Linked DNA regions of Homo sapiens: regions 1 and 2 are each linked to region 3. A link is an interaction called in ENCODE POLR2A ChIA-PET data of the cell type or tissue named here. Cell type or tissue: CD4-positive, alpha-beta T cell. All regions are shown on one strand. Links, peaks and the distances in the headings refer to the core of each region. The heading gives the core; the rest is flanking DNA. Region 1 has its middle 14 kb from the start of SMIM40. Region 2 holds the start of UQCC2 (ubiquinol-cytochrome c reductase complex assembly factor 2). Region 3 overlaps BAK1 (BCL2 antagonist/killer 1).

The links. ChIA-PET counts read pairs that join two places held together with the same protein. Peaks named below come from ENCODE experiments on the same cell type or tissue, not always from the same donor. Only the 100,000 strongest peaks of a DNase experiment are listed, where the experiment ranks them.
Region 1: POLR2A ChIA-PET joins it to region 3 with 11 read pairs; 7 of 35 experiments call an interaction of 5 or more read pairs at or near these places.
Region 2: POLR2A ChIA-PET joins it to region 3 with 11 read pairs; 20 of 35 experiments call an interaction of 5 or more read pairs at or near these places.

The regions. Positions count from the first base shown.
Region 1 is chr6:33,338,055-33,348,318 of GRCh38, reverse strand. It overlaps the pseudogene MYL12BP3. Among named protein-coding and RNA genes, the nearest start is that of SMIM40, 14 kb to the right of the region's middle. RefSeq lists a silencer at 1,040-1,240. In CD4-positive, alpha-beta T cell, for the core only: a CTCF peak has its summit at 2,914; DNase peaks (open chromatin) are centred at 2,888, 3,448, 3,808 and 4,278; H3K4me3 peaks cover 1,293 bases; H3K27ac peaks cover 2,200 bases.
Region 2 is chr6:33,708,212-33,716,211 of GRCh38, reverse strand. UQCC2 (ubiquinol-cytochrome c reductase complex assembly factor 2) reads left to right here and starts at 4,512. Exons shown (of 4, transcript NM_032340.4): 1 at 4,512-4,663. The coding sequence starts at 4,526. It overlaps LOC124901304 (a long non-coding RNA gene), which reads left to right and starts at 4,763. Exons shown (of 3, transcript XR_007059548.1): 1 at 4,763-4,904; 2 at 5,361-5,517; 3 at 6,449-6,633. RefSeq lists a silencer at 1,506-1,800 and enhancers at 4,943-4,992, 5,019-5,916. In CD4-positive, alpha-beta T cell, for the core only: CTCF peaks have their summits at 4,136 and 4,339; a DNase peak (open chromatin) is centred at 4,451; H3K4me3 peaks cover 1,506 bases; H3K27ac peaks cover 1,091 bases.
Region 3 is chr6:33,565,001-33,575,264 of GRCh38, reverse strand. It overlaps BAK1 (BCL2 antagonist/killer 1), which reads left to right. Exons shown (of 6, transcript NM_001188.4): 5 at 1,051-1,231; 6 at 1,358-2,713. The coding sequence ends at 1,462. Among named protein-coding and RNA genes, the nearest start is that of BAK1, 10 kb to the left of the region's middle. RefSeq lists an enhancer at 3,559-3,848. In CD4-positive, alpha-beta T cell, for the core only: no CTCF peak of the experiment used is centred there; DNase peaks (open chromatin) are centred at 3,924 and 4,314; H3K4me3 peaks cover 1,719 bases; H3K27ac peaks cover 2,705 bases.

The DNA.
Region 1 (10,264 bases), core at 973-8,972, 230 kb after region 3:
ATTTCCTTGAGGATAGATTTCCACGATGGAAAGGAAATGAGAGGTTCTAAGAGGTGGGCTAGCAGCTTGTAACTTACATGGAAGAGGTTATGAAATGACAGCAGAATAGAATGGGCCTGTGAGGCTGTTAGGAGATATTTTCCTTGGTCCAAGAACCATTTGCCTTGTGTGGGAAGAGACTGATAGGTAGAAGTTTCAGCAGGAGAGTAGGTGGGAGTGACCCATGAGAATGAGAAAAATTGGCCGTGAGGGACAGAATTTGGAATGCTAGCTGCTTCTTTAGCTACCTTATCAGCAAAAGCATTGCCCTGAGCGATGGGATCTGACGCCTTTTGATGGCCCTTGGAGTAAATGACTCCAGCTTCCTTTGGAAGTAAAGCGGCCTTGAGAAGAGTTTTTATTAAAGAGGCATTAATGACAGAGGACCCTTGCGTAGTGAGGAAACCTCTTTTTGCCCATATAACAATATGGTGGTGCAGGATATGGAAGGCATATTTAGAGTTGTATAAATATTGACATGTAGTCCCTTTGCAAAAGTGAGGGCTCGAGTTAAGGCAATGAGTTCAGCTTGCTGAGAGGTAGTGGAGAGGGGCAGAGCAGTAGCCTCAATGATAGATGTGGAAGATACTATAGCATAGCCTGCCTTTGCTGGTGTGTGGCAATTAGGCCTGGTAGAACTACCATCAATAAACCAAGTGTGATCAGGGTGAGGAACAGGAAAGAAGGAAATACGGGGAAATGGGGTGAATGTCAGGTGGATCAGAGAGATACAGTCATGGGGGTCAGGTGTGGTATCAGGAATAATGTGGGAGGCTGGATTGAAGTCCTGGCCAGGAACAATGGTAACTGTGGGAGACTCAACAAAGAATGAGTACAGCTGAAGGAGCCGGGGAGCAGAAAGTATACGTGTTAGATGTGAGGAAGAAAATAGATTTATGAGAACTGTAGAGAGTGAGTTGAGCATAGTTTGTGATTTTGAGGGCCTGTAAAAGTATTAGGGCAGTGGCAGCCACTGCACGGAGACATGATGGCCAGCCTAAAACAGTAAGTCAAGTTGTTTGGACAAAAAGGCTACAGGGTGCGGTCCTGGTCCTTGTGTAAGAATTCTGACTGTACAGCCCTGCACTTCGGCTGTGTGTAATGAAAAGGGTCGGGATGAGTCATGGAGAGCTAGTGTGGGAGCTGTGTTTTAAGGAATGGAAAGGGGAGAGGAGAAAGGATTTAGGATCTATGGGGTCAGCTAGGTTTATCTAGAACAGAATAATGGGTTGTGGAGGGAGGTATTGAGGATAGGAGAGTATATGGGTTTGGCACCACAGGGTGGATAGGCAAAACAATTTGGTCGATATGGCGCAGATCCTGAACTAACCTGTAAGGCTTATCTGGTTTTTGGACAGGTAAAATGGGGGAATTGTAAGGAGAGTTTATAGGCTTTAAAAGGCCATGCTGTAACAGGTGAGTGATAACAGGATTTAATCCTTTTAAAGCATGCTGTGGGATGGGATACTGGCATTGAGCGGGGTAAGGGTGATTAGGTTTTAATGGGATAGTAATGGGCGTGGATAGTTCACCAGGGAGGGAGTAGAGGTGTCCCATACCTGTGGATTAAGGTGAGGAGATAAAAGAGAAGGACGTGAAGGAGGCTTTGAACTGGGGAAAAGGGCAGCAACGAAATGTGGCTGTAGCCTAGGATTAGTCAGGGAAGCAGATAATTTAGTTAAAATGTCTCGACCTAATAAGGGAGCTGGGCAGGTGGGGATAACTAAAAAGGAGTGCATAAAAGAATATTGTCCAAGTTGGCACCAGAGTTGGGGAGTTTTAAGAGGTTTAGAAGCCTGGCCATGAATACCCACAACAGTTATGGAGGCAAAGGAAATAGGCCTTTGAAAAGAAGGTAATGTGGAGTTGGTAGCCTCCATATTGATTAAGAAGGGTGACTTACCCTCCACTGTAAGAGTTACCCAAAGTGTCCGTGATGGCCCGGGAGGCTTCGAAGGTGATCAGACAGCATCAGTCTTCAGCCGCTAAGCTGAGAAGATCTGGGAAGGAGTCAGTCAGAGAGTCTTGGGCCAGAGATCCCAGAGCTCTGGGAGTGACTGCGAGGCGAGTGGGACAGTCTGATTTTCAGTGGGGTCCTGCACAGATGGGACACGGCTTAGGAGGAATCCCGGGCTGTGGGCATTTCTTGGCCCAGTGGCCAGATTTCTGGCACTTGAAGCAAGATCCTGATGAAGAAGGTCCTGTAGGAATGCTTGACCACTGCGGTTTAGGCATGTGCGGCTTAGGCATTTTGAAGTTCTCGTGTGCTGGAGGTGCAGCTGGGTTTTGTCTCACAGCAGAGGCAAGTAATTGTAACTTTTCTCTATTATTGTACACCTTGAAGGCAAGGTTAATTAAGTCCTGTTGTGGGGTGACGTGCACCTGTAATCCCAGCTATTCAGGAGGCTGAGGCAGGAGAATAGCTTGAACCAGGGAGGTGGAGGTTGCAGTGAGCCGGGATCACGCTACTGCACTCCAGCCTGGGCGACAGAGTGAGACTCCATCTCAAAAAAAAAAAAAAATTATTCTTTGTTCATTTCCTGACCCATGATAACCGAACCCCTGGTATTTTTCGCGTGGGTCCTGTCCACCTGATGGTAGTCAGGACTGTCCCTTACCGGGATTTTCTTAAAATTGATGAGCTCTCCTCCTTTCACGCATAACTTCAAGGCGATCACGTCGGGTGCACCACTTGCAGAGTTTATAGCTTGCAGTGAACGCCAAGAATGAGTTCTTAGACAATTCCAGCTGAGTGGGGCCGGGGGAATGGGGGGGGCATTTCTTCTAAGAGAACCCGCCCCAGCATCCGTCTGCCAAGTATTTATTGAAAGTGCTTGTTAAACCACAAACATCCACTAGATGGCTTTTTGAGGTCGGGTCGTGAGACACCTGCGGCCTCGTAAAAGCACTCAAACCGCATTCTCAGGAGGCTGTTTTCAGCGTTCCTTATCACACCACACACTCCACTCCCTGTCCTGTTTTCAGGGTCAAGGAATTTCATTCTCACGCACAAATAACATACACACAGTGCCTCAGTATTCTTCCATGCCCCGACCTCAGATGCCATGTACATAAGCTTGAATATGTTGCTGTGCACCCCCCACACTCAAGTGTCCCCACCCCTTTAAATATGTTGTGTGGGGCTAGTTCTTCCATTGCCCATGAAAGATAACTCAGGCAGGCCACAGAGCATACCTGCTCAATCCTTGGAACAAAAAAAAAAATCCTCCAAGCATCATTCTGAATTACGTTTTTTCTCTCGGCCAGCTCCGACTGAGTGGTTTGACATGGGAAGCTGCCAGTGTGAAACTGGCAGAGTGGCTGGCTTCCTCAAGAATTTCTTTCTTGCCTTCCTGTGTCTGACTCTCCACCCTCTCCCTCACAGCCAGAAGCAGAGGAGGTGAGGGGGACAAAATGCTTTACCTGACGGCCATACACTGGAAGTGGTTTTGGTTTCCTCTGGCTGTGGTGGATGTTCAAATTGACTTTTGCTCTTGTGCGATGTTTGTGTGTCTTTTATAAACTCCCAGTAGCTGAATATCTCTCACTTATACTCTGTAGCCCAAACTTTGAATTATATTATTTTATTTTTTAACTTTTACTTTAGGTTCAGGGGTACATGTGTAGGTTCCTTATATAGGTAAAGTGTGTGTCATGGGGCTTTGGTGTACAGGTAATTTAATCACCCAAGTAACAAGCATAGTACCTGATAGGTCCCACCTTGAATTTGTCTAGGTGTTAGATTGGCTGCAGTTCTCTACCACTTCCTGTTATCTGAGGCCTTTACAGTGTGCCTTGGTGGCTAGTCACTCTCACCAAAAGGTAGAGTTTAGGAGGGCATGGTGGCTCCCACCTGGAATCCCAGCTACTTGGGAGGCTGAGACAAAAGGATCACTTGAACCCAGGAGGTCGAGGCTGCAGTGAACCATCCATGTTCATGCCACTGCACTCTAGCCTGGGCAACAGAGAAAGATCCTGTCTCAAAACAAACAAAAAAACATGGCAAAACCCTGTCTCTACTAAAAATACAGAAATCAGCCGGTGGTGGCATGCACCTGTAATCACAGCTATTGGCTGAGGCATGAGAATGGCTTGAACCTAGGAGGTGGAGGTTGCATTGAGCCGAGATCATGCCACTGCACTCCAGGCTGAGCGATGGAGAGAGACTCTGTCTCAAAAAAAAAAAAAAAAAAAAAGTTTGATAACACACTCAGCTGATGGGGTGGGGAAAGGAAACTGGTACTGTCACACATTGCCGACAGGAAGGAAGGTACACTGGTGCGGCTTCTACAGAAAGCATTTTAAAAATATCTACCCAAATCAAGTATTTACGTATTCTTTGACCTAGCAATTCTACTTCAAAGAACATACATTTACACTAGACATTTTTTTTTTGAGATGGAGTCTTGCTCTAGAGTGCGGTGGCACAATCTCAGCTCACTACAACCTCCGCCTCTGCCTCCCAGGTTCAAGCAGTCTTCCTGCCTCAGTCAGCCTCCTGAGTAGCTGGGATTACAGGTGCGCACCACCACGCACAGCTAATTTTTGTATTTTTTGTAGACAGGGTTTTACCATGTTAGCCCGGCAAGTCTTAAACTCCTGACCTCAAGTGATCCACCTGCCTTGGCCTCCCAAAGTGCTGGGATTATAGGTGTGAACCACCACGCCTGGCCTACACTGGACATTTTTGAGAGTCAAGGGAGCACTATAACAAACAAGGGGTCGGGTGCGGTGGCTCACTCCTATAATCCCAGCACTTTGGGAGGCCAAGGTAGGTGGATCACTTGAGCCCAAGAATTTGAGACTACTCTGGGTAACATATTGAGAGAACTCATCTCCATTAAATTAAATTTAAAAAAAAAAAAAAAAAAAGAGGCTGGGCGTGGTGGCTCAAGCCTGTAATCTCAGCACTTTGGGAGGCCAAGTCAGAAGGATCATGAGGTCAGGAGTTCGAGACCAGCCTGGCCAATATGGTGAAACCCCATCTCTACTAAAAATACAAAAATTAGCCAGGCATGGTGGTGTGCGCCTGTAGTCCAAGTTACTTGGGAGGCTGAGGCAGAAGAAAAACTTAAACCTGTGAGGTGAAGGTTGCAGTGAGCCGAGATTGGGCCACTGCACTCCAGCCTGGGCAACAGAACAAGACTCCGACTCCGAAAAAAAAAAAGAAGGAAGCACCTCTCTGTTTGATTTCAAGGTATTAAGTGAGGAAAAGCAAGGAAAAGAGTAGTGATCATGTATTTATATGTATGTATACATTTATACATATACACTTATATATATTAATACATGCTTATATATATAGACTCTATCTCTGCAAGTGCAGCAGATGTAGGTTGGTGGGAGGCTGACACGTGTACAATTTTGGATACCTGTTTTAAGAGAAAGAATACCAAAAGTATCCCAGCACTTTGGGAGGCCGAGGTGGGCAGATCACCTGAAGTCAGGAGTTTGAGACCAGCTTGGCCAACATGGCCAAACCCCATCTTTACTAAAAAAAAATATAAAAATTAGCCAGGCACGGTGGTGAGTGCCTATAATCCCAGTTACTCAGGAGGCTGAGGCAGGAGAATCGCTTGAACCCAGGAGGCGGAGGTTGCAGTGAGCTGAGATCACGCCACTGCACTCCAGCCAGGGCAACAGAACGAGACTCCGTCTCAAAAAAAAAAAAAAAACCAAAAGTATAAATACAAAATTAGGTACAGACCAGCCTGGCCAACATGGCAAAACACTGTCTCTACTAAAAAAATTCAAAAACTAGCCAGGCATGGTGGCAAATGCCAGTAAATCCCAGCTACTTGGGAGGCTGAGGCAGAGAATCATTTGAACCTGAGATGCAGAGATTGCAGTGAGCCAAGATCTCGTCACTGCACTGCAGGCTTCGTGACAGAGTCTCACTATGTTGCCCAAGCTGGAGTGCAGTGGTGTGATCATGGCTCACTGCAGCCTTGACCTCCAGGTCAGATGATCCTCCTGCCTCAGCCTCCTGAATAGCTGGAAACACAGGTGCACGCTACCGTGGTTTTTTTTTTTTCTTTTTTTTTCCTTTTTTTTTTAAACTGGGGTTTCACTCTTGTTGCCCAGGTTGGAGTGCAATGGTGTGATCTCAGCTCACCAGAACCTCTGCCTCCTGTCAAGTGATTCTCCTGTCTCAGCCTCCTGAGTAGCTGGGACTAGAGGCATGTGCCACTACATCAGGCTAATTTTGTATTTTTAGTAGAGACAGAGTTCACCATGTTGATCATGCTAGTCTCGAACTCCTGACCTAAGTTGATGTGCCCACCTCAGCCTCCCAAACTGCTGGGATTACAGGCATGAGCCACTGTGCCTGGCCATTTTTCTTTCTTTTTTGAGATTTCTTTTTTTTTTTTTTTTTTTGACAGAGTCTCTCCCTGTTGTCCAGGCTGGAGTGCAGTGGCACAATCTCGGCTCACTGCAAGCTCCGCCTCCCGGATTCACACCATTCTCTTGCCTCAGCCTCCCAAGTAGCTGGGACTAGAGGTGCCCGCCACCATGCCTGGCTAATTTTTTGTATTTTTAGTGGAAATGGGGTTTCACCATGTTAGCCGGGATGGTCTAGATCTCCTGACCTCGTGATCCACCCATCTCGGCCTCCCAAAGTGCTGGGATTACAGGCGTGAGCCACTGCGCCCGGCCATGGATTTCTTTTTTTTGAGAGGAAGTCTTGCTTTGTCACCCAGGCTGGAGTGCAAGTGGCCCAATCTTGGCTCACTGCAAAATCTCCGAAGTTCAAGCAATTCTCCTGCCTTAGCCTCACGAGTAACTGGGATTACAGGCATGCACCACCACACCCAGCTAATTTTTTTGTATTTTTAGTAGGGACGGGGTTTCATCATGTTGGTCAGGCTGGTCTCGAATTCCTAACCTCAAGTGATCTGCCCACCTTGGGATCCCAAAGTGCTGGGAATACAGGCATGAACCACCGCGACCGGCCCTGGCTAATGTTTTTTTTTTTCCTCTTGAGACAGAGTCTTTCTGTCACACAGGCTGGAATGCAATGGTGCGATCTTGGCTCACTGCAACTTCCACCTGCTGGGTTCAAATAATTCCCCTGTCTCAGCCTCCCAAGTAGCTGGGATTACAGGTGCGAGCCACCATGCCCCGCTAATTTTTTTTTGTATTTTTAGTAGAGATGGGGTTTCACCATTTTGGTCATGCTGGTCTCGAACTCCTGACCTCACATGATCTGCCTGCCCTGGCCTCCCAAAGTGCTGGGATTACAGGCATGAGCCACTGCGCCCTGCCTGTTAATTTTTAAATTATTTGTAGAGACAAGTCTCCCTATGTTACCCAGGTTGGTCTCAAATGTCTGGGCTCAAGCAATCCTCCTACCTCAGCCTCTTAAGTGTTGAGATTACAGGCATGAGCTACCGCACCTGGCCAAAATCTAGATCTTATAATTGGGTTCAAGTTTTTTTTTCTTTTTTCTTCTTTTTTTTTTTTGAGATGGAGTCTCACTCTGTCACCCAGGCTAGAGTGCAGTGGTGCGATCTCGGCTCACTGCAACCACCGCCTCCCAGGCTCAAGCGATTCTCCTGCCTCAGCCTCCTGCATAGCTGGGATTACAGGCACCCATGACCACACCCGACTAATTTTCGTGTTTTTAGTAGAGACAGGGTTTCACCATGTTGGCCAGGCTGGTCTTGAACTCCTGACCTCAAGTGATCTGGCTGCCTCAGCCTCCCAAAGTGCTGGGATTACAGGTGTGAGCCACTGCACCTGGCTCAAGTTTTCATTTCTCATATCCTGTTGATCTTACAACTCTTCTTCTTCTTCTGATACTCATTTTCTCTCATCAGTGTGGAAATTTATTATAGTTTATATGAAGTTTTCCTCTTCTGTCTCTTTCCTCCATGTTTGTTTTTACTTTTTTTTTTTCACATTTGTTGATTTTTATTTGCTATCACTTTTTCTTTTTCTTCTTTTCTTTTTTTTTTTTTTTGAGACGGAGTCTCACTCTGTCGCCCAGGCCGGAGTGCAGTGGCTCAATCTCGGCTCACTGCAAGCTCTGCCTCCTGGCTTCATGCCATTCTCCTGCCTCAGCCTCCCGAGTAGCTGGGACAACAGGAGCCCACCACCATGCCTGACTAATGTTTTTGTATTTTTAGTAGAGACGGGGTTTCACCGTGTTAGCCAGGATGGTCTCGATCTCCTGACCTCGTGATCCACCCGCCTCAGCCTCCCAAAGTGCTGGGATTACAGGCGTGAGCCACCGTGCCTGGCCTTCTTTTCTTTTCTTTCTTTCTTTTTTTTTTTTTTGACTGAATTTTGCTCTTGTTGCCCAGGCTGGGGTGCAACGGTGTGATCTTGGTTCACTGCAACTTCTGCCTCCTGGGTTCAAGCGATTCTCCTGCCTCAGCCTCCTGAGTAGCTGGGATTACAGGTGCCCGCCACCACGCCCAACTAACTTTTTGTATTTTTAGTAGAGACGGGGTTTCACCATGTTGGTCAGCGTGGTCTTGAACGCCTGACCTCAGGTTATCCACCCGCCTCGGCCTCCCAAGTTGCTGGGATTACAGGCGTGAGCCACTGCGCCCGGCCATGATCTCTTTTTCAATACAATTTACACCCTCATCCCCATTTTCAGTCTGATTATACAAGTGCTGTGTGACAGAAAGGTCTGGAATAAATACATAAAAAAAAAAAAGAGGCAAAGCTGTGAAACTAAGTTGCATGCAACAGGTTCTATGAGGATGGGGGAAGTGTCTGAGAAATAAAACAGAGTAAGACAATGTAGTTGGAAGGTTTTAGCTAAAGTTCTTTTCAGTCGTCTTTGTCTTTTGCTCCATGTTTCAGGATGCATGTGAACTCGATGTAATTGAAATTCCCCTTTTTGTTAATAGGCGCTTCTCTGTACAGCTCATCCACTTCCTCATCCGTAAACCGATCCCACATGGTTATCAGCAGCTCTCTCAGGTAATCTTCCTGAATAATGCCTGTTGCTTCTTCATCAAAGCAAGCAAAAGCATTTCCAATGACATCTTCAGGATCTGTGCCATTTAACTTCTCACCAAATATGGTGAGGAACATGGTGAAATCGATGGGCCCTGGTGCCTCATTCATTATGGCATCAAGGTATGCATCGGTGGGATTCTTCCCTAGGGAAACAAGCATATCATGCAAATCTTCTTTGTTGATGAAACCATCTCTGTTCTGATCAATCATGTTGAAGGCCTCTTTGAACTCCTGAATCTGTGACTGGTCAAACATGGCAAACACGTTGGATGTTGTGCGCTGAGGGAGCTTTTTGGTGGTCTTGGTCTTGCCTTTTTGCTCCACATGGTGGTTGTTTAATTCCAGCGCCAAACACCAGAAGTGGGCTGCCCTGCGCCAGACGATGAGGGAAGGCGAAGAGCACAATGCTGTGTCGTTTTTACTTTTAATTTTGGGTTTTTGCTCATGTCTGAAGTCTTCCTCAAATATCTGGTGTTCCTTAACTGGGCACTCATATTTAAGACAGAGCGGGCTGGGTGCAGTGGCTCACACCTATAATCTCAGCACTTTGGGAGGCCGAGGTGGGTGGATCACCTGAGGTCAGGAGTTCGAGACCAGCCTGACCAATATGGAGAAACCCAATCTCTACTAAAAATAAAAAATTATCCAGGCGTGGTGGTGCATGCCTGTATTCCCAGCTACTCAGGAGGCTGAGGCAGGAGAATCGCTTGAACCCGGGAGGCGGAGGTTGCAGTGAGCCAAGATCGTGCCATTGCACTCCAGCCTGGGCAACAAGAGCAAAACTCCATCTCAAAAACAAACAAACTATATGTGTGTATATATATATATATTTACATATATAACATATATATTTTACATATATTACATATATATATTTTACATATATATATTTATTTATTTCCTTATTTATTTTGTGGCCAGGTGTGGTGGCTCATGCCTGTAATCCCAGCATTTTGGGAGGCTGAGGCGAGCAGATTACCTGAGGTCAGGAGTTCCAGACCAGCCTAGCCAACATGGTGAAACCCCATCTCTACTAAAAATACAAAAATATTAGCCAGGTGTGTGGTGGTGCACACCTGTAATCCCATCTACTTGGGAGGCTGAGGCACAAGAATTGCTTGAACCCGGGAGTAGCTGGGATTACAGGCATGTGCCACCATGCCTGGCTAATTTTTGTATTTTTGGTAGAGACAAGGTTTCACTATGTTGGCCAGATTGGTCTGAACTCCTGACCTCAGGTGATCCACTC
Region 2 (8,000 bases), core at 1-8,000, 140 kb before region 3:
TTGTGAGGACTAAATGAGTCCATACATGTAAGGCATTTAGAATTGTGCCTGGGCTGGGCACAGTGGCTCATGCCTATAATCCCAACACTTTGGGAGGCCAAGCCCAGAGGATTACTTGAGTCCAGGATTCGAGATCAGCCTGGGCAACATAGCGAGACCCCATCTCCACAAAAAATAAAACAATTAACTGGGCATCGTGGTGGCCACCTGCAGTCCCAGCTACTCAGGAGGCTGAGGCTGAAGCAGGAAGATCGCTTGAGCCCAGGAATTCGAGGCTGCAGTGAGCTATGATTGTGCTCCTACACTCCAGCCTGGGTGACAGAGTGAGACCCTGTCTCTAAAAAAGAAAAAATAAAAATAAAAAATTAAAATAAAAAAAATTGTGCTGGCACATAGTAAATACTCGGTGTTAATTTATCATCATAGTTCTCATTTTAAGATGAAGAAACTGAAGCTTACAGCAATTAAATAACCCGCCTGGGGTTGGCTGCTCTGAAGACCTTTGCCTTTGCTGCCCTGTTCCTGGAAGCCTCTCATGCCCATCTTCCCGTGGCTGCCCCCTCAGGTGACTCACAAGCTGCTCAGGGATGGCCTCCAGACCACTGACCCCTCCCCTGCCCCAATCACTGTGGACCCAGCACTCTGCCTTGATCTCTCCTTCGCACTTATCACATCTGAAATTATCTTGTTCATTCAGCAAATGAGCTAATACATATAGAGCACTATTATTATTATATGTTTGCTTGGTTGCTGTCTGTCCTCATAGGGGCAGGGCCCTCACCTGTCTTGTCTACCACATGACAGGAACTCAGAGCCAGCTTCATGGGTGTGTGGCCTGCACAGTCGCCCAGGGCCCTGCACTCAGAAGGGGCTACATTTGCTTTAATGCTCTGCTGTTATTGTCTTGAAATTCTTAACAATTTTTTTAGAGACAAGGTCTCACTCTGTCACCCAGGCTAGAGTGCAGTGGTGTAATCACAGCTCACTACAGCCTCTGACTCCTAGGTTCAAAGCAGTCAAGCCATCCTCCCACACAGCTAAGACTATAGGTGTGCACCACCACATTCAGCTAATTTTTTAAATTTTTGGGGAGATGCGGGTCTCGCTATGTGGCCCAGGCTGGTCTCGAACTCCTGGGCTCAAGTGATCCTCCCGCCTCCAAGTAGCTGTGATTATAGGCACAAGCCACCACGCCCGGCCTTAACAATTTTTTAACAAAGGGCTTTACATTTTCATTTTGCACTGGGCCCCAGAAAATTATACTGATAGAGTGATCAGGGCTATAGATCAGTGAGTAAGTGAATGAATGAATGAATGAATGAATGAATGAATGAGCAAGCCTACATTCCAAACAGGTCTCTCAGACTCCATAACCCTACTACTTAACTACCATGCCAAACAACCTCCATATGGAGGAAGAGAGGTGGGCAGGGCAGTCAGAACCAGGGACAACCACAGCCTGACGGAGAAGCTAGGGTACAGGGGAAGGGAGCACCTTAGGAGGAAGCATCTGTTTGCGCTTCCTCTGGAGCCCAGCATTCTTCTCAACCTCTCATTGTCCTTGTACCTCAAGCAGCATGAAAACCATTTGCTGCCACCTAATGTTACTTTTTGGTTGCCTAAGACAGAGGGACCTTGGCTCTGCCTCCTGGGACAGATGTGGACCAGTCAGGTGCTCTTCAAAGCCACGGCTATGACAGCGCCTCGGGGCACCCAGCACAGCCCTAGGTGCCTGGACCTTGGTAAGTAAATAGATACAATCCTTGCCCTTTGTGCCTTAGGGGTGTCATCAAAACTACATGGCTATGAGGTGAGGATGGAGCAAGGAGGGACTGCTGGGCTGGGAACCTGGTGGGGTTAATCAGGGGAGCTTTCTGGAGAAGGTGCCCTTGGGCGCCTCATTTTCCACTCCCCCTGAACTCTCCTTACCTCAGCGGGCATCACACATTCTGGTCCCCAGAGGTTTTCCTTTAATGGTCTTGACTCCTAACATCTTCGGAACAGTTAAAGCCATTCCAGTTAAAATCACCCATTGATCTTTCCTCAAATTAAACTCCTCCCTCTCTTTCCCATTGCCACCCCAGGCCTGCCTCTGGCTGTTCTTGGAGCCATCCTTGATCTTCTCCCACTCTCCCCTGAACAGCAGACATCTGTTTCTCCAAACTCTCTAGCATTGTCTAACACTTCAGTTAAAGCTCTCGTCATCTGTAACTTTGTGTCCTGGTTATGTACACATTCCCAGACTTGGCCATCAACTTCTTGAAGGCAGGACTCTCCTAGATTCACCTTTAAAATGTAGGTAAGGCAAGAAGGAAAAGGTTTGGAGGAAGCAAAGTTTTGTACACATTGGATGGTCTTGGCTAAATACAGGATAGTGGAGATATACGGGGGGCTGAGGCTTTCTTATGAAAAATGCAGATGGTGGGACAGTCTTTTGAGAACAAAAATTAGTCCACATGGTGATGTAGCTAGAGACATATAAGAGAAGACTTGATAAAACAAACACATTTTAATGGGAGAAAATATTCTGAAATCACATAGCTGTGAAGGGAGTAATATCTGGAATATACAGAGAACTCCTAAAACTCAATAACAACAACAACAAAAAAAAAACCCGATTAAAAACAGGTAAAGGACTTGAATAGATATTTCTCTGAAGATATACAAATGGCTGATAAGCACATAAAAAGATACTCAATATCACTAATCATTAGACAAATGCAAGTCAAAGCTACATTGAGATACAGCCCTCACCCATTATGATGGTTACTATCAAAAAACCAGAAAATAACAAATGTTGGTAAGGATGTGGAGAAATTGGAACCCTTGTGCACCGGTGGTGGGAGTGCAAAATGGTGCAGCTGCTGTGGAAGACAGTATGGCAGTTCCTCAAAAAACTTAAAATAGAATTACCATATGATCCAGCAATTCCGCTTCTGGGTATATACCAAAAGAATTGAAAGCAAGGTCTTGAGATGTCTGTACATCCATGTTCATAGCAGCATTATTCACAAGAGCTAAAACATGGAGGCAACCTAAGTGTCTATCAATGGATGTGTAAACAAAATGTGGTATATACATGCAACGGAATATTACTCAGCCTTAAAAAGGAAGGAAATTCTGACATATGCTACAAAATGAATGAACCTTGAAGTGAAAATATTATGCTAAGCAAAATAAGCCAGTTGCAAAAATACTGCAGGATTCCACTTACATGAGGTACCTAGAGTAGTCAAAATCATACAGACAAAATAGAATGGTCGTTGCCAGGGGCTGGGGGGAGAGGGGGAAATGGGGATTTATTGTTTAATGAGTATGGAGTTTCAGTTTTACAAGAGTTACGGAGATGGTGCGATGGCTGCACAACATTATTCAGTGCTATTTCATACCCATGAACTGTACACTTAAAAATGGCTGGCTGGGCACCGTGGCTCACGCCTGTAATCCCAGCATTTTGGGAGGCCGAGGCAGGTGGATCGCCTGAGGTCAGGAGTTCGAGATCAGCCTGGCCAACATGGTAAAACCCTGTCCCTACTAAAAATACAAAACATAGCCAGGCATGATGGCGGGCGCCTGTAGTCCCAGCTACTTGGGAGGCTGAGGCAGGAGAATCACTTGAACCCGGGAGGCGGAGGTTGCGCCATTCACTGAACACCAGCCTGGGCGACAGAGCCACAGAGCAAGACTCCATCTCAAAATAAATAAATAAATAAATAAAAGGTTAAGGCCAGGTGTGGTGGCTCACACCTGTAATCCCAGCACTTTGGGAGGCCAAGGTGGGAGGATCACTTGAGCCCAGGAGTTTGAGACCAGCATGGGCCACATAGCAAGACCTTGTCTAAAAAAAATGGTTAAGATAGTAAATTTTGTTATGTGTATTTTACCACAATACAAAATAATAAATTGTAAAGAAAAAAAAAGTTTTTCTAGTCTGAATCAACACAGTTGGCATTGCTCATGCTAGAAAACCTGCGCCTCCCAGAGAAAAATGTCTGGCTTATGAGGGGTAGGAAGGGGGGAACAGAAGGGATACTAACAGGGACTGGGCAGAGAAGAACAAGAACTAGGAAGCACTAAAGAAGGAATTGAGGCCGAGTACCAAGGGATAGTGACAGGTACGGGGGCACCCACGAACAACGTTCAAACATATTTTCATCCAGTAACCTGTATTTACATGCAAATATATTGGTTTATGCAAAACAGCGGAGGCCTCGGGGGAGGGTTTTTTAGTCTCAAGCTTGTGCAGTCATTGAAAAAGAGACGCAAAGCTGTCTCTGGGGTACTCCACGTCCGCCTTGCCCCTGGGAGCTGGGCCGGTTCCAGGAGGACGAAGACTGAATTAGCTCGGCTTGCAGAGAAAGGCGAGCAGCGCCCCTACACGGAGAGTAGCGGTGCGCCTACAAAGTCGCGCATGCCCACTCCGGCCTCCCGCTCCACTCCTAAGGCAGGCGGCGAGGCTTAGTGCGCAAGCGCCATTCGTCGGCGCCGACTCCTCCCGCTAAGGCGGGAACACGCGGGGCCCAAGATGGCGGCCAGCCGGTACCGGCGTTTTCTTAAGCTCTGTGAGGAATGGCCAGTGGACGAGACCAAACGGGGCCGGGACTTGGGCGCTTACCTGCGACAGCGGGTAGCACAGGCCTTTCGGGAGGGAGAGAATACCCAGGTGACCGGCGGGGAGGCGGCTGGGACGAGGGGAGGAAAGGACGAGGCAGGGGCGGGGCCAACGAGCGCGCTAGCAGGGGGATCTGCGCATGCGCGCGCCCTCTTTCCAGGCAGCACGTGAGCGCGGACCCCCTTTTTCCCCCAGGGAGCTACTGATAGCGACGCCCGTTGTATTCAGCGCTCTCCCCCGGCTGCACCTTGGAATTGCCGAAGAAGCTTTTTTTAAACTCCAGATGGGCCGGGTGCGGCGGTTCACACCTATAATTCCAGCACTCTTTGAGAGGCCGAGGCGGGAGGATCGCTTGAGCCCAGGATGACCTCCTGGGCAACATAGTGGGACTCCGTCTCTACAAATCAAAAAACAAACAAAAACTTCAAATGCAGAATCTCTAGGGGTGGGGTCTTGACCTCAGAGTTTTAAAAGCTCTCCAGGTGATTCAAGGTGCAGAGAGAGTTGAGACCCACACCACCAGTGGCAGCTGGTGACAGCCTCAGCTTTTTGCTTCCTTGTCACGGTAGCATTACCTCATTATTTCGCAGTGTTGTGTATTGACTGAGCTAATCCCCAGTTAACTCTGCAGGTCCCCGCTAAGCGTTTGCGTTCTTCCTGAGCCCCTGTAAGCCTGTGCAGCAGGTTTGGGTCCTCAGCTCACGCAGCTGTGTGTGAGTAGTAGGCCTATGTTCTTGCTTTCCTCCAGGTTGGCGCTGCAGCTCTGGGATTCATTCATTCATATAGCTCGTATTTATTGAGCACCTACCATATGCCTGGAACGGTGCTAGGGAAACAGCAGTGTTAAACAGGTGAAGTCCTGCCCGCATGAAGTTTTACATTGTAGTTCAGGACACAATAAGCAGGTAAGTGTACGTAAGACAGATAAGTACTGTGATCGATAGAAAATAGGGTAGCGTGATAAAAGGGTAATGTTATTAGTGGGGCCTTTCTGAGGAGATGACACATAGGTGAGACCTAAGGCAAGAGGATGAGCCAGCCATGTACACTTGGCGGGAAGGACATTCCAGACACTGCACATGTCCAGAGGCAGGAGGCAGATTGACATGTTTGAGGACAGAAAGAAAGCCAGAATGGCTGCAGGGTAGTAAGTAAGGTGGAGTTTGCTAAGGTGAAGGTCCGGAGCCAGGCACAGTAGGATATTATCTGTTCTGATTAGCTTTAGACCTCATTATAAGGCCAGTGAGAAGTCACTGGGGATGTTTAGTGAGGGGACTGATGTGCCCTAATTTACTTTTTAAAAGACTATTCTGGTTGTATGTGGTGAGTGGGCTATAGGGGGCAATAACAAAAAAAGAGGCTGGAGAGAAGCCGATTATGGTACTATAAGCGACAGATGGTGGGGGGTTGGATGAGGACGGCAGCACAGAAGATGGAAGTGGTTGGATTCAGGTTATGCGCAGGTTGAGTCAGCAGGACTTGCTGATATATGGGATGTGGGATAAAGGAAAAGAGAGGAACCAAAGATAGCACCTAGATATTTTTTGGCCTGGGCATCTAGGTCTAAGATGGTGCCATTTACTGAGGTAGGAATAGGTGAAGTGTAGGAAGAATATCTCGAGTTCGGTGTTAAGCAGGTTAAACCTGAGATGCCAAGTACACTGATTTCCAAGTGGCAATGTCAAGTAGGCAGTGCTATATTTGAGCCTGGGGCTCGGGCAAGAGACCAGAAATGAAATGAGATAATGAGATGCATATACACACAGTCTGAAGAAATGACTTGTGAAACTTGGCCAAGACTTGTTACAGAAGGAACATGGGTTTTTTTTTTTTCAGCTTAGCCCGAAACAGAGCCAAGCCAGCCCACCTAAAGGAGCAGGAGCACGCCCAGTGGCATCATTGTGACTGTACTGCTGATTGGCTGGCAGCCTGGGGAGTGTCTGGCCCAGGTTATACGATACCCAGGGCCCTCACATTATTCATGGTGGTCTTCACTGGCCCAAAGTGTAAAGATCTTTAAGGCAAGAATCTTATCTAGTCCCAATTCTACAAACCCGTGAACTTTCTAAAGCTGTACTCCCTGCATATTTTTAGTATGAGCTTCCTGAAAATAGAGATGATGCCATTTTTATCTTTCCCTCTCTCCCCTACGAGTGTCTAGCTAGTTCTTGGCCCATAAAAAAACACTCAGTAAATGTCTGAATGGATAAGTAAATAATTGGTTGTGGCTCATGAGACAAAGATAATTTGAATATAGTTTCAGATGTAGCAGAACTAGATGAAGAGAAGTTGTGAAGAGTGAGAAAGGAATATTTGTGTGTCCTGAGTGGTGAGAATTGATTTGAGAGCTTACCATGTTTGGGAAATTGCAGGATCTATGGAGGAAGGCCATAACCTGGCCTTCACCACTGAGGAGCTTACAGTTGAGCAGTCAGCGGCTCCATCCTTGGGGAGGTGAGAGAGCGTAACATTCACTTGCTTGATTGTTAGTGTAAGAGGAGCCAGCAAAGGAGGAAAGAGTTTTCTCTTTCGGAGTTGTCATCACCTAGGGCAATCGTTTCTGATCAGTCAAAGGCCCACACAGGTTTGAGTCCCAGCTGCAGATGCAACTCATGGCTGTGTTAGTGATTCTGTAGCAGCTGATGAATGCATTCCTGGTAGAGTGAACCAGTGCACAATGGCAGCAGGTGCATTACTCAGGACCACTGTTGCGGTACCTCATCCTAATGTCACCTGAGAATGCACCTGGCCTTAGTAAATCTTTGTGGTAATTTTTGAAGGGCGCAATTCCTTGCTGGAATTGAAAACACTATTGTGAGTCACTCCTACTGACACCCCCAGATCATTTATAAAGACCTTGAGAAAGCAAGATGATTCTGGTAGGCTCTTCATTAAACTGGCAGCAGGAGGTGGGGCTTAGATCCAGTTGACTGACTAGTATGGAGCTCCTCCTTGGTTAAGCCGGTTGCCAGAAGACAGAACTGGAGGGGAAAGTAGCTCTGCTCATGCCGTCTTTCCATTTCCGTAGAGGAGAGAGGCAGTCAGTCCTCCTCTCAGCCTCTTGGCTTCCTTCGTCCTAATGATCACCCTGAAAGGTGCACAGTGCACCTTTGCCGGCGTGATCTCATTTAATCCTTAGTACAGCTGAGTGGTAGCCATTACTGTTCCCATTTTACAGATGAGGAAACATCAGAAAAACAAGACAACGCACTGGGGGTTCCGTAGCCATAAGAGACAAGCCAAGTGAGAAACAGACCCAGCCCCTCTGGCCCTAGTGTGCATCGTCTCCTGGGTGCCTGGCCTTTCCTCAGCTGCTGTTCCAAGTTATTGTTAGAACAACCTCTTATTCCATGAACGTCAAACCACTTCCTTCCCCTGGTTGCCCGTT
Region 3 (10,264 bases), core at 566-8,565:
CTCCTCTGTCATGTCACAACCATACCATACCCTGCCTGCATGATGCTCTCCTGGCATGGGGAGAAGCCTTCTGTCAGTGTCCAATGTCTGCTGTGAACTCACATGTGGTCTCGGCCCCCTATTTTTCTCTTTCGGGGTCCCAGACTTGTATTTTGGGCATTAGCTCACAGCTCTTTTGAGCTCTGACTCCAAGGTCTTGACTGGTTAGATCAGGACTCTAGAGGGGGCCTGAGGTGGGGACGTCCCCCACAGCTCCCCAGCCCAGCTGGGACATAGCTGTCCTTCATAGTTCCAATTTGAAACCACATATCACACTGAAGATGGTGAGGGTGCTAACCTCTGCCAGGTCCTAGAAATGGCTCCTACTTGCTATAATCTGGCATCCAAGTGGTTAAAGACACCGAATATTTGGGTGCAAATCCAAGCTTTGCCACTTACTGCCTTCGTGAAGCTTCCTAGCCCTTAGTCTCCTGGTTTGTAAAATAGGGAAAATATGCTTAGATTAGTGTCCACCTTACAAAGTGTTAGCCATTGCTACCACCAGAGTTAGGGAAGTCAGTGTCGGAGTAGATTTGAAACTGGAGGTGAAGGTAGGAGTAAGTGATAGATTTTAGAATTAGTGCTCAGAGCTGAAATATCCAGTCCGTGAACTTAGAGGCCAGCCTTCATACCACTGTGATGACAGGAACTACCCTAATCTTTTCTGTCCTTTTCTCTCTGCTGTCCCTCGGGCTGCCAGGCCAGCAGCAACACCCACAGGTAATCTCCCCGCTGACTCCATCCACTTGCTCTGCCCTCTGCCCTCTCTGTGCCCCGTTGCACCTGAGCGTACACCCCAGCAGTGGCATCCAGCTCATCTGCCCCTGAGCTTTCTCCTTTCGCAGAGACCCAGGTTGTTCCCAAATACAGGCCAGGTTGGGGCAGCCTCTGCGGCCTTAATTCACAGCTAAGCTATTTAGCTTCCAGCTGGGAGAGGGGTGGGAGAGGCCAGGCAGGCTGAAGGGCTTCCTGGGGGCTCTCCACCAATGCTATGGGATGCTCTGCCCACAGCCTGTTTGAGAGTGGCATCAATTGGGGCCGTGTGGTGGCTCTTCTGGGCTTCGGCTACCGTCTGGCCCTACACGTCTACCAGCATGGCCTGACTGGCTTCCTAGGCCAGGTGACCCGCTTCGTGGTCGACTTCATGCTGCATCACTGCATTGCCCGGTGGATTGCACAGAGGGGTGGCTGGGTGAGTATCCAAGGACTGCAATGTCCTCCCTGCTGTTGGGGCTGCCCCTCTCCCAGGCCCCACCCCTTCCTCGGGTTCCTATATCTTCTGCTAGCCTCTCTGTGACCACCTTGTTTCTCCCGGCAGGTGGCAGCCCTGAACTTGGGCAATGGTCCCATCCTGAACGTGCTGGTGGTTCTGGGTGTGGTTCTGTTGGGCCAGTTTGTGGTACGAAGATTCTTCAAATCATGACTCCCAAGGGTGCCCTTTGGGGTCCCGGTTCAGACCCCTGCCTGGACTTAAGCGAAGTCTTTGCCTTCTCTGTTCCCTTGCAGGGGTCCCCCCTCAAGAGTACAGAAGCTTTAGCAAGTGTGCACTCCAGCTTCGGAGGGCCCCTGCGTGGGGGCCAGTCAGGCTGCAGAGGCACCTCAACATTGCATGGTGCTAGTGGGCCCTCTCTCTGGGCCCAGGGGCTGTGGCCGTCTCCTCCCTCAGCTCTCTGGGACCTCCTTAGCCCTGTCTGCTAGGCGCTGGGGAGACTGATAACTTGGGGAGGCAAGAGACTGGGAGCCACTTCTCCCCAGAAAGTGTTTAACGGTTTTAGCTTTTTATAATACCCTTGTGAGAGCCCATTCCCACCATTCTACCTGAGGCCAGGACGTCTGGGGTGTGGGGATTGGTGGGTCTATGTTCCCCAGGATTCAGCTATTCTGGAAGATCAGCACCCTAAGAGATGGGACTAGGACCTGAGCCTGGTCCTGGCCGTCCCTAAGCATGTGTCCCAGGAGCAGGACCTACTAGGAGAGGGGGGCCAAGGTCCTGCTCAACTCTACCCCTGCTCCCATTCCTCCCTCCGGCCATACTGCCTTTGCAGTTGGACTCTCAGGGATTCTGGGCTTGGGGTGTGGGGTGGGGTGGAGTCGCAGACCAGAGCTGTCTGAACTCACGTGTCAGAAGCCTCCAAGCCTGCCTCCCAAGGTCCTCTCAGTTCTCTCCCTTCCTCTCTCCTTATAGACACTTGCTCCCAACCCATTCACTACAGGTGAAGGCTCTCACCCCCATCCCTGGGGGCCTTGGGTGAGTGGCCTGCTAAGGCTCCTCCTTGCCCAGACTACAGGGCTTAGGACTTGGTTTGTTATATCAGGGAAAAGGAGTAGGGAGTTCATCTGGAGGGTTCTAAGTGGGAGAAGGACTATCAACACCACTAGGAATCCCAGAGGTGGGATCCTCCCTCATGGCTCTGGCACAGTGTAATCCAGGGGTGTAGATGGGGGAACTGTGAATACTTGAACTCTGTTCCCCCACCCTCCATGCTCCTCACCTGTCTAGGTCTCCTCAGGGTGGGGGGTGACAGTGCCTTCTCTATTGGGCACAGCCTAGGGTCTTGGGGGTCAGGGGGGAGAAGTTCTTGATTCAGCCAAATGCAGGGAGGGGAGGCAGATGGAGCCCATAGGCCACCCCCTATCCTCTGAGTGTTTGGAAATAAACTGTGCAATCCCCTCACCCTGACTTAGTTTTTGTATTCTCTGCTACCCCTCTTTCCATCAGGCCAGACTGTGGGAACCTGGGCACGCCTGGCATACATCTGGCTTATTACTGAATAAAACCTCACACTAGGCCTCTAGAATCCCATAGAGGCCTGAGTATGGTTCTGCAGCCCCCACTCCGATGGAAGGCGTTCGCCCCTCCCCATGAACTTCTCTCATCTCGTTGGGTTTCATGCAGTTTCCACCCTTTAGGAAGTCTGGGAGGTCCTTTAGCTACAGAGCTGGTGGAGCAGCTGCACATATCTGAGGACCCCCACAGGCTACCTCTGACCTGGGCTGAATTCTTCTCCCACCCTGGGGCTACCACCCACGCTGGTCCAAAAGGCCCTTCTCCCCCACATTTAGCTCTGCCTGGGACACAATGTCCCAGCTCCCCCTTCCTGATGTCTCCACAGTCAGCACACACGCAGGGCTTTCATTCTAGTTTTATGCTGCTTGGGAGTCCCTATGGGTACCCAGCCAGGGGTGATAAAAATAACAAGCATGGGGGCGTTTAAATGTTCCAAAATCTACAGTCTTTCCAGTCCTGGGCACCCTGGTCTGTGTTTCTGACGCCCTTCCAAAAGGGTCACATGCAAGTCCAAGAGAACTCGTGAGTTTCACCTTCACCCTCCTGGGGTGGGCTTGCCAAGCCCCTTTTCCCTCCACAAGGTCTTCAGAGTCTAGTACAGACGCGATCTTGGAAAAGGGAAAAGGCGGCGCTGCAGGCAGTGGTGGCTGGAAGGTGGTTGCTACAAGGCACCCCGCAGTGTACAGGAAAAGCTCACAGACAACATTTATAGAACACATACTGTGTGCCAGGCTTTATGCTGAGAGTTCATCATCTGCCCAAATAATAGGTAGGAGACGGGGGTGGGGGTACTCAAACTACTATTTACAGATAAGGAAACGGGTGCTTTCTCAGAGTCACCCAAGGAGTGAGGACTTGCCACCAGGAAACTGGCTCGAGTTTTACGTGGAGGCCGGAGAGCAATGTGGGGCTCGCGAGCACAGGTTTAAGAGGCCCAGAGTGCGGGGTCGCCTCCCTCCCGGAGCGATGCCATAGAGGTTAGAAGTGGGCGGCTGCCCGAGTCCAAGATGGCCGCCGCCGCGAGCACGCAAGCGTGCCCTTCCTTGGGCGGGGCCTTTGGGGCGCACCCACTCCAGCCTCTGGGCTTTGAACAGCATGCGGCATTGAGCGGCGAACAGATCGTTGCATCGCTGGAAGAAAGGCGGGTGGGCTGTGGTTAGCCTACTCGTCTAAGGAGCTGCAACGCTAACCGGAAAGGCATGGGTGGGGCAGCCCAAAAAGTTTTGGCCTGCACCGCCCCCCAACGCCCTCTATTCCGCTGCCAGGATATTCTGAAACCAGGGGGCGAGAAGTTAGGTCGGACACAGTCAGCCAGGGGCTGCGAGGATAACGGGAGTGTAGGGGCTCTGTGGGTATTAGGGAAGAGAAACCAAAAAAACTCATTTCTACTCAAACTGTGCGCTGCTTCTGAGATTGTGGCTTGGTTTCCACCAAATACGTCTGGGTTCGTCACAGTCTGTGATGTCACTGAGCTGGGGCAGCCCGGCCAGGGAAAGGAGCGGTGTGCAGCTGTCACCTGCTTAGTTCTGCAGTTTCAGTATGAATACCCGCCCTTCCTTGCACACAACAGCCTCACATTCTCCCCACCCCCACCCTGCCGTTTTACCTTCACGTATTTATTTTTACCTCCTCTGAAGAGTATATTTTAGAGAGTCACCGAGTGTCCATCCAAACCCTTTCATTTGAAAAAATCCTTCCTTAGCCTAAAATCACTCAGTATATTGAACAAGTTATTATGACATAGTCACCTGAATGCATTAAAATAAATTTACATGTATTCATTAAACTTAAACCACCATATCCACTAGTTTTTTTTGTTTTTGTTTTGTTTTTTCACCCGTGACAAAAATGTACCCCTCCTGCTCCAGTTGTATGCACTTCAGATGTAGAGGCCCCATTTTGTAAGATGCTTGTAAAATGTGGATTTAATTTTTTTTTTTTTTTTGAGACAGAGTCTCGCTCTGTCACCTAGGTTGGATGGAGTGCAGTGGCACAATCTCGGCTCACTACAACCTCCGCCTCCCGGGTTCAAGCGATTCTCCTGCCTTAGCCTCCCGAGTAGCTGAGACTACAGGCACGCGCCACCATGCCCGGCTAATTTTTTTTGTTGTTGTTGTATTTTTAGTAGAGACGGCGTTTCACCATTCTGGCCAGGCTGGTCTCGAACTCCTGACCTCATGATCTGCCCACCTTGGCCTCCCAAAGTTCTAGGATTACAGGCGTGAGCCACAGTGCGAGGCCCAAATGTGGATTTAATTCTATCTGAGCTGAACAGATAAGGATAATCATGATTTCGTGTGTGTGTGTGCGTGCGTGCATGCGTGTGTATGTGTGCGTGCATGCATGCGTGTGTGTGTGTGTGGAGAGAGAGAAAGAGAAGGGAGTTATTGAAGGTTGCTGGAGGTGCCCAAAGGTCAGGAACCAGAATCAGCAAAACCCAGCTTCTCCTGGGGTGTGTTGAGCTGTTGCTGGACACGTTAAAGGTGAACACTGGACTCCTGGGATATAAAAGTAAGACGTGAGAGGACAGGGGATTCAGTTCACTAGAAAATAATACAACAGGCTGGGCGCAGTGGCTCATGCCTGAATCCCAGCACTTTGGGAGGCCAAGGTGGGCAGATCATGAGGTCAGGAGTTCGAGATCGGCCTGACCAACATCGAGAAACCCTGTCTCTACTAAAAATACAAAAAATTAGCCGGGCATGGTGGTGCATGCCTCTAATTCCAGCTACTGTGGAGGCTGAGGCAGGAGAATCGCTTGAACTCGGGAGGCAGAGGTTGCAGTGAGCTGAGATAGTGCCATTGCACTCTAGCCTGGGCAACAAGAGTGAAACTCTGTCTCAAAAAAAAAAGAGAGAGAACAAAAAGTAATGATTTGGCCTACTGAAGCAGATCCCTGGCATATTTTATGAGTGATCCAATGAAGGGGCACCCCGCCCCCATTACCAAGATCAGGTGATGGACTAACAGGCAAAAACTGGACTTTTCTAGGAAAGGCCACTTCATAGCTGAAGAGACTGAAACCATACAACCTCCCTTTACCTGGAGTATGGGATTTGGCAATGGACGTGGGCAGGCACCAAATGGATGCATGTGAGAGTGTGAACGTGCGTGTGGCTAAGTGTGTATGTGGCATCTGGTGAGTAACATGTGAGTGGGCATGGGTTGTTGGAATCAAAGTATGAATCAATACATCTCTTAGCTCCATTTATCTCAACTCTTCCTTTGCAATCTTGGAATCATTCCTGGTGTCCAATGTCACAATTTTTTCCAAACAGCTTTGGCTAAGGACACACTGAAGGCTCCACTGAACCTTGAGGTGAACCTACTTTGTGAAGTTCATGGCACAGACTTTTGTGATAGCTGTGTGGGGCTGGGCTCACCAACCTTCTCATGTTCTAACCTGACCTGCTCTAAGCTGACCTCTGACCCCACTGAGGGCAGCTTATCCAGTTAATTTCCAGCGGATGGTTAGGCTTCCTCAAGTGTGTGAATATTTTTTTGCTAAAGTCTCAGGTGGGCCATACTGAGGAAAGGCAAGATGCATTTGGCATGTCTGGTGTCTCTGAAATTTGGAAGCTGTGAATTAGAGTGCAAGAGGCACTTCGATGTTGGTTACCATGTCTGCTAAAAAAAAAAAAAAAAAACAGATTTGCAGGAACCTAAATAACACTACTACCAGGCTATGTGTGAGAGGGGCTGTGGGCAGGTTAAAAGCCGAGTGCTGTCCTGGTAAGGGCATGGGGGATCCCCCTGCTTGTAATGCCTAGTAGAATGGGTGAGTGTCTTTTTTTTTTTTTTTTTTTGAGATGGAATCTCACTCTGTTGCCCAGACTGGAGTCCAGTGGCACAATCTCGGCTCACTGCAACCTCTGCCTCCTGGGTTCAAGCGATTCTCCTGCCTCAGCCTCCAGCTGGGATTACAGGCTCACTCTACCACGCCAGGCTAATTTTTGTATTTTTAGTAGAGACGGGGTTTCGTCATGTTGGCCTGGCTGGTCTTGAACCCTTGACAACTGATCCGCCCCTCAGCCTCCCAAAGTGCTTGGATTACAGGCGTGAGCCACCGCGCCCGGCCGGATGAGTGTCTTAACGTGAGCTTGGACTTTCATTCTGGGTGGCCTGCAGAATGCGCTAACTAGGAATAGCCCTTCCTTTTCCTGGCAAGAGGGGGCACATCCACGCTCAGTTCACCAGGAGACTGGGGATTCTTCTGAGTATTCCATGCATGCTTTTCCGTCTCCCCAGCCCCCTCCACCAGTGGGAGGCACTGCGATGTCTACAGGACTAGGGTGTTCAAATGCTGGTGTTCTCAGACAGCTCCTGTAATGGGCTGGCACCCCAAATCTAGACTGCATGGTGCCAAGCAGCCTGGGGTACCTCCACTGACAAAGCTGCTTTTTCATGCCAGCTCTACACAAAGGCAGCGTGATGGCAGGAAGGCCCTCCCACTGGAATGCACACTGGAAGAGCGCTCGGCTGCTCTGGCTCGGGGCCCTCCCCACCCTCGCGGCAAACCCCCACCCCCAGCAGGGTGGGGAGGGTGATGAGAGGAGGGTCAAGGAACCCATGCTGCTTCTCTTGATGATTTGTTGTCTTCTCTTCCCCCAGTAAAGCCTATTCCTAGGCTGTGTCACGCTGTGGAATTTGTCTCAAACCCAGGTGCCTGACAGAGAGACCCCGAAGGGTGCTGTCCAGTGGGAAAAGTAACTTGTAGAGGGTAGAGGAGGAAGAGCTGAAAGCACACAACGTTGGGCAGGGAGGAGGCAGGTCCGTGCCTTACATGAATTTCTCTTCCTTGCTGCTCACCAGTCTCTGAAGCCACTGTGCCTTCCTCTGCTCATGGCCACCCTGAGTCAGAGGCCGCTCCTGTAGACGGTCACTCCTTAGCTGCCCATCTCTGCCTTCCCATTGCCACTGCCAAGGCTGTGGGGTATATTCTTAACTTCTAGGTTTTTTGGTAATGGCCCTGCCTTAGGTCCCCCCCAGTTCAAAGTGTCCCCAGCACACCACCACCACCACCACGACCAAACTGGTTTCACAAAACATCGTCTTGATCCCCACTGAAAATCCATGAGGTGCATGATATTCATTACATTCGCCTCCTCCTTGCCCATCCCTGGTAGGAGCACAGGAGTGTTGAAGGGTCTGCCCTCAGGCAGCTTACATAGCCATGGAGGAGGAGGCATCAAGCAGTAATCTGAGTGGGACGCAGGGAATTTGGTGCCCCAGAAAAAATGTGCCAGGTTGGCCTGGTCTGGGAGTACCCAGGGAGGCTTTTCAGGAGGGGACACATAAACCATTTCCTTGAACAAACTCATCATGTTCAGGCAGGCACTCAAGGCCTTCTCAGTGGCTTTCCAGACTTTTTTCTGACTCTTGCCTTTGCTACAGCCGGATGGTCCAGGCACCACTCTGGGCTCTCCCGAGCTCCTTCCACCTCTCTCCTCCTCTCAACCCACAGGACATTTTACAGGATCTGCTTCTCCCCTGGAATGTCTCCTCTGACTCATCTCCTTTCTGTTTCAATGTGCTTTCCCATTTCTTAACATCCAATGATAATTCCCTGTGGGTCAGTCTCTCCCCTTCTCACCACCAATGGCCCTTGGGATCTGATCCACTCATTGGCCAGTTAATGGCCTTGTTGAGTTGGAAACAGCATTTCATTTATTAAATAAAAATTATAGAAAGCCATCAGCCTAGGCAACACAGTGAGACCCCCCCTTGTCTACCAAAAAAAAAAAAAAAAAAAACATTAGTCACACATGGTGGCACACGCCTATAGTCCTAGCTAGGACTGAGGGGGAGGAAGGCTTGAGCCCAGGAGTTCAAGGCTGCAATGAGCCGTGATTGTGCCACTGCACTCCAGCCTGGGCGACAGAATGAGACAAATGGTGGAAGGGAGCGAGGGAGGGAGGAACGGGGGAAGGAAGGGAGGGAGAGAGAGAGGGAGAGAAGGAAGGGAGGGAGGGAGGGAGGGAGGGAAGGAGGGAGGGACGGGACTGCACTAGGTCAAAACAGATAGAACTAAAACTCAAGATGGAGTCACCCATGCTAAACTAAGTTGTTATCCGACATTCTGAAAAATAAGGAGAGAGAGATAACAGCCAATTTCTCAAAAAGATCAGTTTAAATCTTTAACCACATGATAATGAAGTTCTGTTTTAATCCTTAAACAAAAAAAAGGCTTAAAGAACCTGAAGAGACCCGATGTTAACTAATCAGTTGTTTTTCCAATTGTTTTGCGTCCCTTTCCCCCACCTTACAAGAAAAAAATAACTTTGAAGTCTGGGTGGTGCCTCACACCTATAATCCCAGCACTTTGGGAGGCTGAGGTAGGAGGATTGCTTGAGGTCAGGAGTTTGAGACCAGACTGGGCAACAAAGCAAGACCCTGTCTCTAAGAAAAAGAAAAAGAAGGCCAGGCGTGGTGGCTGACGCCTGTAATCCCAGCACTTTGGGAAGCCAAGGTGAACGGATCACCTGAGGTTGGGAGTTTAAGACCAGCCTGACCAACATGGAGAAACCCTGTCTCTACTAAAAATACAAAATTAGCTGGGCGTAGTAGCGCATGCCTGTAATCCCAGCTATGCGGGAGGCTGAGGCAGGAGAATCGCTTGAACCCGGGAGGCGGAGGTTGCGGTGAGCCAAGACTGTGCCATTGCACTCCAGCCTGGGCAACAAAGCCTGGAGCGAAACTCCATCTCAAAAAAAAAAAGAAAGAAAAAAAAAACTTTGAAAAGTAACTTAATACATTCTTCCTTACTTCTGCTTTCTTCAGCTCTTCTGTGTTTATAAAACCAACTTCAGTCCAGGTGCGGTGGCTCACGCCTGTAATCCCAACACTTAGGGAGGCCAAGGTGGGTGGATCACCCGAGGTCAGGAGTTCGAGACCAGCCTGGCCAACATGGTGAAACCCCGTCTCTACTAAAAATACAAAAATTAGCTGGACATGGTGGCACACACCTATAATTCCAGCTACTTAGGAGGCTGAGGCAGGAGAGTCGCCTGAACTTCGCTTGAACCCAGGAGACAGAGGTTGCAGTGAACCGAGATCACGCCACTGCACTCTGGCCTGGGTGACAGAGTAAGACTCCATCTCAAAAAAAAAAGGCAACATCTTCTGCTGAGCTCATGGAACATTTATTCTATTTTACGGAATGAAGTGTTGCCTGATTCTAGAATCGAAAATAATGCCAACTGAGATCTTTAAGCTAAATTTGTTATAATGTTGTCCTTTGACATGGCTTAAGTTGTGGGACCTGTGTATAAGTTCAAGTCTGCCTCTTAAATAGTTTTAGGGCCAATTCCTCTAATATGAAATCAAATGAGAATTCTGGCTTTCTTTCATTCATTCAGCAAACATTTATTGAGTGCCTTGAAGCCTCAATAAACAAACTCAAATAGAATGGGGAGAGTATTAGGATTTAGCTCCGGT